Linked DNA regions of Mus musculus: region 2 is linked to region 1. Evidence: chromatin loops called from intact Hi-C (ENCODE). Cell type or tissue: left cerebral cortex. All regions are shown on one strand.

Evidence for each region. Hi-C counts contacts between places; a loop is a spot of excess contacts. Peaks named below come from ENCODE experiments on the same cell type or tissue, not always from the same donor. Only the 100,000 strongest peaks of a DNase experiment are listed, where the experiment ranks them.
Region 2: a loop joins it to region 1, with 3 times the contacts of the local background. A loop is called at or near these places in 2 of 42 quality-filtered maps.

What each region holds. Positions count from the first base shown.
Region 1 is chr10:26,874,740-26,879,739 of GRCm38, forward strand. Arhgap18 (Rho GTPase activating protein 18) reads left to right here. Exons shown (of 15, transcript NM_176837.2): 8 at 2,418-2,495; 9 at 4,152-4,311. Among named protein-coding and RNA genes, the nearest start is that of Gm30534, 89 kb to the right of the region's middle. In left cerebral cortex, no CTCF peak of the experiment used is centred here; DNase peaks (open chromatin) are centred at 2,214, 2,404 and 2,838; H3K27ac peaks cover 761 bases.
Region 2 is chr10:26,813,328-26,818,327 of GRCm38, forward strand. All of the region lies in intron 1 of Arhgap18 (Rho GTPase activating protein 18), which reads left to right. Among named protein-coding and RNA genes, the nearest start is that of Arhgap18, 43 kb to the left of the region's middle. In left cerebral cortex, no CTCF peak of the experiment used is centred here; a DNase peak (open chromatin) is centred at 2,516.

The DNA of each region.
Region 1 (5,000 bases):
AGGCAAGCAGTGGTTTGTGTTCACTGTGAATAGTGGTTCATTTTAATGGTATAGTTTTCAGAAGAAAAATGTTCACTTTATTTAGAAAGTGCATTTTCTGATCAAATTTTCAAATCCAATGTTGTTGTTGTTGTTGTCCCGATGATTCCCCCAAGTCAGTGTTGTGCCAAAAGAGACTGATTTCATTTCTACTTTATAATTCAGTGTTCACACACACGCATACACATATAAGTATATATATATATATATATATATATATATATATATATATATTTATATGTGTGTGTGTGTGTGCATGTGTGTGTGTAGGAGCACCATTAAAATATCAAACACTGAAGTTTCACCAAATAGCACAATTATGTATAGCTGTTTTTGCCTATTTTAGGTCTTAAAAGTTAAAAGAAAGCTGGAATATATTTCCTGTTAATATAAAAGCTAATAATATAGCTAATTAATAATGTAACTAAAATATGTGATTTTCAAAGTGAGAAATAGGAGATAACACATGGTATTGTTTCAGACAGTATACTTCTATAACTCGATGCTGTGATCCAGCACTAGAGACCGCTAGGAAAGGATTTAAACACAAATTCAGAAATGAATCTCAATTAGCATTTTCAAAGCCATAATTTTCTTCTGTATTTAATAAAAGTAAAAGGTGTAGATGGCTAAAAACTAATTGACTTGAGCAACCTGCATTCAACTGGATGTTTTAATAAAGCATGCAAATATTTTATAAGGTGAAATAAAATGAAAATTGGTCATACACGAAACATTTTAATAGCTGGTGTGAAATACTTTATTGAATGATGTCCTTCTAATTTCAAATAATTCATAATTATTTTTACTTTGAGTTCCTCTGCAGTGGTACTTGAAAAATGTGGTCTAGGAAAATTTGAATTTTAAAAATTGATGTACTTCTTTGGTCAGTGATGCCTCACCTAATAATAGTGTATTCTTAGGAGAATTTGAGATTTTTGAATCTCTTTATATCAGAGGCTTTCCTGGTCAAAACTGATTCCCTGGATAGGGAAAAATAGGTGGTTAGGGAAAAGTCACCAACACTTGAGGACCCACTGCTGAATTTGGTATACCTGATTTGGAATCTATAGGGCAGAGATCCATAATTCTCCCAAGGCCTTGTCCCTAACAGACACTTTTATGTGAAAGGGGCAACAGTGCGCTCTATGTGGTCTATGGAGTGTGAGAAACCATTAACAGAGGGTTCCCTGGAGAAAACATTCACTTTCAAATATTCTTTTGCACCCTGGGGGATTTCATGCCCCAAGTTGCACAGAGAACATTTAACTAAGATTGGAGATGCAGGGAAGCCATGTCTGGGTTTTGTAAAGCAGAAGACTTTTAAGAAGGGGGATGGGCTACAGGACAGAAGCACTTAGTGTCTACCTTGTACTTATGAGGAGGCGGTGGAACCTGATTTTCCTATGCATCCTAGAGGATGCTCTGTCTCTGTAAGCTCCACCCTGTACTGCCCAAGGGATGAGCGACCCAGGTTTTGCAACTGGAAGCTTCCTGACGGGACACACCATTCTTAGTTTCTTCACCGCTTTTTAACAATTTACCTCTGTAATATTGCCTATTTGACTGATTTTATATAGTTTTTAATATTTACTCAGTTTTAAAATTATGTGCCTTTGCATGTGGGTACTTGCATGTGAATGCAGATGTCCACAAAGAACAAAGAGGTCCTGCTGATTCCCCCCACCCCCACCCCACCTGGAGTTACAGGCAATTGTGAGCCACCTAAACAGGAGCCAAGATCTGAACTTGAGTCCTCTGAAAGAGCAGTACATAACCTCTGAGCCATTTCTCCAGCCCCATGGCTACTACATTTTCATTTTAATTTATTTTAGTGGTGTCCTTGAGCTAGATTTGTGCCCATTCCTTGAGTGTTAGTATTACTTAGAAGCGCTGCTTGAAAGCATTTTTTTTAAGTTTGCCACCAGAATCTTAAAACGAATATTAGCAACAGTTTTTTTTTCATATAAAAATATTGTTTCCTGAAACAAATTAAGTACAGTATATAAATGTGCAAATACTGGAATTGCATGGCATTTATTTGATTGCACAATGCATGTTGCTGGAGAAGCAAAATAGTGTTCTGAGTTGCTTTTACACAGTGAACATCTTTTCTCTGATCCTGTGGAGAGTCCCAGCTGTTGTGTGAAATTATACATTCCTTTTACAAAAGAGAAAAAGACAAACCTTTTCAAATTTCAACTCAGGTTTTTGTATGTATAGTTTTGAAGATGCCGGTCCCATAGCACTCAGAATCTCATCAAATCCGATTTGCATGCCATCAGAATCAGCTTTCACTTCTTGCAATGGGGGAACCGATGTTGAGCTGTACCTGTTAACAAAGACTAAGATCAAAATGTTTCTTGGCTTATCTGCAGCTGATTTCTCGAATTGAAGAAGGCAGTCTGGAAACCGAGGGCCTCCTACGGATACCAGGAGCAGCCATGAGAATCAAGGTGACTAAAATGCTTCAGTTCTGTTAATGTGCAATTTTGTTGCTTAATTTTGCTTGTGAATTTTAAAGGCCAACTTAGCCTCCCCATCCTTATTCTTGTTAGCAGAGGCGATAAAATAAAATAATAAAATGTCCGAACTTCCACGTTATCATTTCTCTACACACTCCTTCTGGTTTCTATAAGTTTGTATTTTTCCAGATCCCCACGTCACCTATTATAATCCCTTGAGAACGAGAACATCGTGACTCAGAAGGTAGTAGGGAGCTGGGTGAGACAGAGTCAGGATGAGTAATAGCAACGGAGTTTGGATTTTAAAAGGAGAGGGAACAGAACACTCCAGGTGGGAGCAGAGGAAGGCTCTTGACAGGAGCCGCGCAGTTGGCGGCTTTGACAGAAGGAACAGCTTTGGGTAATTTCTAAGAAGGGCAGTTAAGTGGATTCAACTGTGTCAACTGGTCCACCCGGCCTGTTGTCATAGGCCAGATCGTGGCGCAGCCAGCCCCTTGTAAAGGATTTATTTACAGATGATGTGCTGCTAATGGTTGGTCTCCCTACTCCACTGAACCTTCTGTACCCCTTCTTGCCTCTTTCCCCCATTTAGCGTTAATTTCCCTCTTCGTTTCTTCTCTCTCCTTCTTTTCTCCTTCCCTGCTCCTTTCTCTTTCCTCCCTCACTGCTCTTTGACTCCACCCCCCAGTTTCTGAGGTATCAGCCATGCTTCTCACCAACTACAAAAACAATTAGGCAAAAAAATTGGCTAGGATTTGGTTCGGAGAAAATGTGGTAAGGTTACTCTATCAGGAGAGGATGAGCCTCAGTATGTTACTGTATAACAGAGGCTGTAGCTCGATACTGGAACCCTTTCCTAGCACACAGAGGTATAGGGATCCATCCCCAGTGAAACAAAAGAAACAAAACCCACAACCTGTCCTTTGAGAAAGTGGCTCCAGTAATAGACACTTGGAAACATTTTTGACACAATAAGTCTTATGCCACGTTAAAAATGAATCTTGAAAAATAGTCCTCACACACTAAGTTGATTTAGTAGCAGTAGTAGATGGCTTGGCACGTCTCATAGAGTGCTTGAAGTGAGGGGCCTCAGCTTCCACGTTCTGCATGGACTCACTAAATTAACTTGGGCTGACAGCAGAATGGTGGGACAGTGAAGGCAAGTATCTTTCCATATTTCTATGACTCCTTATCTACAGGATTTGGCTTTACATTTCTCAAAGGTAACAAAATTGAGGTAACATCTGTGTAAGATTTGGATTTGTTCATTTTGCTATGTAATATGCCTCTAAATAGCTTTAAAAACATTGTCTTGAATTGTAATTTTTTTTTTTAAATAACTAATGGTAGTGTTTAGGTTACATGCCGAGTAGAAAGTGATTTTAACTGATCTTTTAATTAAATCTTTGCTAATTAAAGTGTGTGAAAATGTTTAAACTCTTTTCTTAACCTTGGGTATAATTTCTTCACTTAAAGGACAATCAAAGTTGGGAACGATATTTTTCTGTGTAACAGAAACACATTGACTTTTGCTATTCAGATATTTCTTTATAGATTAGAAATCTTATAAGATGAAAAACAGATCACACTCTCAATAGGGAACAAACGTACTTACTGCTAATTTCTGTCTCCCCTTGTGCCATTTAGAATCTTTGCCAAGAACTAGAAGCGAAATTTTACGAGGGGACTTTCAATTGGGAAAGTGTCAAACAGCACGATGCGGCCAGCCTGCTGAAGCTCTTTCTGAGAGAATTGCCCCAGCCACTGCTGAGCATGGAGTATCTCAAAGCCTTCCAAGCTGTCCAGAGTAAGTGTTTTCTACCTGGAAGTAGCCTGGGGGTGAGTTCCACCCACGTTAATTGTCTCAGTGACAACTGTCATCATAAGGCACCGCACTACCAGACGTGTTTCCTTAGATAAGTTGATTCACGGATGTCAAGAGTTGTCAGATGCTACATACCACTTTCCTTTCATTCATATAATGTCTAAGTAAACATAACTGAATATTCTCTTCAGGTGCAGATAAGTTGCATGGCCTTTAAAAACACAATGCATCTAGTGTTAAGACCTGGAAACTTTGAGTTTCTCTCTTAATAGCATGAGTCACATAGATCTCTGTTGTGGTTTTCTTGCCAAGTGTTGAAAGGAACACAGAGTGGAGAAACTGTGGATTAGCACTTACTATAAAAACACAAAGAGATATAGTATCTACGGCCATTTCCTGAAAACGTAAATCTGTAGCTGTGTAGGAGGATGGGACCCTAGTGCTTTGTTGCTTCATTGTAGGGACCCTAGTGCTTTGTTGCTTCATTGGTAGAGGGCTGCAAAATTCTGGTGTTCGTCCAATTTCTGGTCCTGGAAAACTCCAAATTAAAATAAGTAATCTGTCTTGATACCTTTCCAGGGAGGAAATACGAAGATCTTTCAAGGTTTATATAGTGCTATGGTTTTCTCATTTATTCCTAGGGGCCACCAGGACAGGAAAGGGTACTCTAA
Region 2 (5,000 bases), 61 kb before region 1:
CATAAAATATTTTTCAAGTAACTAAGGCATCCATAAATCTCCTCTGTAGCTGATTTTAGCCAGAGAGCAGAGGGCAGGCCGTATCCTCTCCAGATAGTTCGCCTCTCTTTTAACTATAAAATGCTGGGCCATGAAATGAAGGAAAGCAGTTGTCCCCCAATATGGGACTGCCCCCTTATTTGAATAGGTGTCCCGTTAGCCTTGAGCTAGAAGATTTGTTTATCATCTGTAAGCTCCCATGGTAGCTTCAAAATTCTCTAATATAGACTGTGAATATGAGCACCTGCCAACACCTGTCTAGAGAAAATAGAAATGCCAAAATAATAAAATATCCAAAAAAGCTATAATGTAGACTTTTTAACACTTATTCCATTTGTACAAGGGTGATTTTAGATGAAGGCGGAAAAGCCCTTGAAACCTGATGTTCTGATTAAAGCTCTTGGGGGTCCCAGGTAAAATTGTTCTTGACTGAGGTTTAAGGTAAATCCCAAGTCAAATAGTCCTTCACTTCAGCCTAGGAAAAGTGGAGAGCAAAAATCTGAGGAGAAAATCAAAACAAATTACTAAGGAAATGCGTGGCATAAAGAAACAGGAAACAAACAACAAAAAACCATGTTGTTTCATTTATGTGTAACAGGGACCCAGAGTTATTGAAACGCATCTTGCCTAACTTTAGTAACCCTGTGCACTGTGGAGAACCAAGGCACTAAAGTTACAGCTGCCTACAAAACCATTGAATTTAAAGCTGGTTTTTGTGAACATCTTGATGCAAATAATTTTAAATATTTTTTCCTGTTTGCTCTGTACAGCAGTTGTTCCCTGTTGGCTCAGAGAGGCTCAGGAAACGCATCCCCAGAGGACGATGAGGAAATACATGCTCCTGACCCACAGTGTGAGGCTTCTTCTCCTCCCTGGCCTCCAAGCAATTACATTGCTGGTTTTGGTTTGGTTTGGTGTTCATGTTTGAATCATGACCTTTGTTTACTTCATTTGTTTTCCTATTTTAACTTATTTTATATTCTGAGACAGGGTCTTACTAGGTAGCTCTGATTATCCTGGAACTCCCTCTGTAAGCCAGGCTGGATTCCCAATTCACAGATAGCCACCTGCATCTGCTTCCATGTGCTGGGATTAAAGACATGTGCTGCCATGCCTGGCTTACTTTATTGAATATTCTGAGATAGTCCAGGTTGCTTTCCTTTATCTGAGGTTTCTTTTGGACCAAATGTATTCCAGATTTGAGGCTGGGAGTAGGAAAATTTTAAGTTTGGGAAGGGTTGCATAGATCTTTTAGGTTGGTCATCACTAATCAAGTATAGAGTGCTCCCCAAAGTGAGATGTTGGTAACACATGTGTTTCAGATTTTTGGATATTTGATTTAGCTGTGCTCAACCTGTTATTTGGCCTATGATGTAAATTATTTTCTAATTCTCTTAGCAATTTGCAAGATAGGCACTGCTGTTTCACTTCACAAACAAGGGAATGGTAGATATTCAAAGAATTCTCTGAGTTTTGCATTTAGTAAACTGCGGAGTTATTGGGCTCCAGTGATTCACAGTGCAACTTTCAATCCATTCACTACAGGAAGCTCAGTGGCTCTTAGGGTTGTTCCGTGAGTGAGCTTGGACAATGGTAGAAGTTTGGAGGGTAGAATGATGGACGTTTTTGTGGTGAGGGGATTAGGGAAAGAGAGAAGTTGATCCTGGGTGACAATTGTGCAGACAGGGTTCTGTCTGCAGAGTCACACAGTTCTCTTGCACCAGAGTGGGGTGCTTAAGAAAAAAAAAAAGGAGGAGATGAACCTGAGCCAGTGGATAAGAGAAATGGGGCCAGAGCTCATGGGGTCCAGAGCGCCAGACCCGAAGACCCTGGGGACCTGGTACCTGGCTGCTCCGCACTTAGTGCACCGGTGGCGTAGGGACTTAAAAGAGACTGCGAAGACAGTGAATGTGCCGAGTCCATGTTCTACGTGCTCTCTGCTGAATATGCGGGTATGCTGATATTTGGGAACTGATAGTTGAAGGCACCCCATTTTTGCACTACATGTTATTCAGGAAAAAGATTACCCTAAAGTAGATTACCGTAAAAGGAGATGGCTTGCAACAAGGGTTGGTTTGTATAATAAGTCTTTCTGTGTCTTTAGAATGGGGCCAGGGACTGTAAATTGGCCTGTGATACGTTAGTTCCAAGAAGTGCACACGATGACCAGAGAACGTTACATGTACAGTGACTTAAATTATCACGGGTGTTTGTGGTACAGAGGAGGAGGTAACTGAGGGCCTAGCCTCACTCTCCATTTTTACTGTGTGTATCATATGTATGTATGTATCCTCCATCTATCTATATTATTTACCATCTAGCTGGGGCAGGGTTGCTGTATATAATCCAAGCTGGCCTCACTCAACTGCCTCACTCAGTTTAAAACTCACTGTGTTCCTCCTTTAGCCACCCAAATGCTGGAATTGCAGCCAATTTCATTCTCTTTGGTAAGCGGTAGACGGGGCGCCACTGCTGACACCTCCTCCGGCTTTTCCAGTGTTCCCTCTCTCATTGCCATTTTCCTCCTACCCCCTTTTCAGTTCTTTTATCCAGGCATGTGTTTGACTGCCCAGTCGCCTTCCATTTTTTGGCTAAAAGCACGGTAGATATTTCTAGACTGGTACTCTGCTGGGAGCTCCTGAAGTTCCCGTCAATTTCTTTTGTCCTCCATGCACCGATTGCCATTGCCTGGCGGATCTTGATCTGAGAATAGTCAGGACCCCACAAGGCAGCTAGGGTTTCGATGAACGTTTCCTTAAGGAGCTTACTAAGGGTGAGGAAGAGAGAACCCTTTCATAAAGAATCTACCCGTTGAGTACCTGGAAAGAAAAAAAATGCCTTATTATGTCTTAATTTATTTCTTGAAAAGCATTTTGTGCAAAAAACCATTTGTTAAAGATTAAGTAGTGGATGGTCATACACATCTATAATGGTAGTACTTGGGGGGAGGGGGGCGCGGTTAAGGTTGGAGATTGGACTGTGCTGTATAGTGAAGACCAGTCCAATCAGGGATATGTAGGAAACCGCATCTCCAGAAGGCAGACAACCACCCCAGGAGACTTCTGACTTCTGGGACAAACACTGCGTCCGATTCAGTCCTGTCAGTTTGTGAAAACCGTAAAGCCATGTCACTGTTTGAAATGATGCTGCTTGTCAGCTGGAGCTGTTGGTCTACTGAATGGGGACTCCTTTTATTTCAAGAGAGGGTAGAAAGGGTAGACTTACCAACTTTCCCAAGTCAGAAGAGGACTTTTTCTTTTCTTTTCTTTTTCTTTTTTTTCTTTTTTAGAAAATAAGGAGGGAAAAACAAATAGATGGATGGGTTGTGAGTTGGCTCAGTAGGTAGGTGCTCGGTGCCAAGTCTGACAACCTGATGAAGTGTCCTCTGACTCCCAAATGTGGGCATGTCATTTGCATCCTCTCCCACAGAAATAAATTAAAAATTTTAAAAATAATTTGTATATCTTCATATTGGGAAATTTATATGCTGACTGGTTTCTCTATTCTATACAAAAAGTTTGAAGTTTTTAATAAAGGAGTTTTGTTGCATGACTTTGTCCAATATACCTTCATTCTGGAGTTAAAAGGAGGAGAGTTAAACACTGGCAGAGAGCAGGAAATAGGTTGTTGAGTAGTACAGGGGCAAAGAATTGCGTCCCCTGTCAGCACGACTTATGACCTCATTTGGAGGATGAGGTCAACACATGTGGAATTAGTGAGCACACCGGTGTTACTTAGAACTGAATTCTTTGTTTTCCATTTCCAGTGTGTATTCACAAATGAGTTGGTGTCTATGTATAGTCAGAGTATCAGTCAGTTGTAATAGGGTGCCATGTAAGAGAATTAGCTAGGGAAGTGGAGAAGGAGGCCCTGGAGTTGGCTTGGAAGGATTTCTTCAGCATGGCTGCTCTAGCATGGAACTGAGCAGCGACAGAAACGGTGGTTATGATGCCATGCACTCAATGAAAAAGGCTGCACTGTAGATTTCTGCGTAGATAACCTTCCCCCTCCTTCCTTACTAAGTGTGTTCTTCTGCCATCTTGCCTGTTCAAGAGGACTTCTGCTCTGCAGTCACTCCACCCTGTTTCCTTAGCCTACATCATTTGTTTTTAGAGCACTCTCTCCACCTGTCAAGCCACAAATCCCTTTGTTTTCTATCTCCTTGCCACTCACAGTGCAGAGACTTTGATTCACTGCCAAATCCAAGTGTTTTGGATAGACTTGTTCCTCGGGAAATGCCCAGTTGATCTTTCTGAGTAGATGGTGGAATTGAAGAAACTGAGACGAGTTTTAGATAGTTTTCCTGTGTCCTCAGGAAAAATGATGCAATCATGTTTTAGATTCTTTTTTATATGAGAGTTCTTATGATTGCATCCTGTCTCCACCGTTTTCTCCTACGTGAATGTCCCTCTGTGAAAAGTCCGTTTTCCATAATTCTTATAAGATGTATATCTAGATTTGGAAATACGGGGAAAATTCATAATAACCAGTCCAAGTTGTCCCTTTTGTATGTGAGAATTTCATCATGACCCACCTAGTGCATATAACCTAATCAAAGCAATACCAGTATTATGAAGGAGGTAGGGCCAGAGTTGAGTCTTGAGCCATCTGCTTTGCTGCCTTCCCTTTCTTTTTGTCACAGCAAGCCCTACTTTGCTGCAGAAGTATCTTAGCTCACTGGTGTTGGGTTTGGAATAGATGATTTGTATTTTAATGTCATCACATGAATCTACTTCAACAGAGGCTGCCCTGCAATTACCCAGAAGGCCTTGGTGGGTAGCACAAAATGAAGTGGGACTGGCAGGGACTGGGGCATGCTGGGAAGTCCCTTTCTTTTCTTTTCTTTTCTTTTCTTTTCTTTTCTTTTCTTTTAAAATTAGATATTTTCTTTATTTCCATTTCAAATGTTGTCCCCTTTCCTGGTTTCCCCTCTGAAAATCCCCTATCCTTTTTCTGCTCCC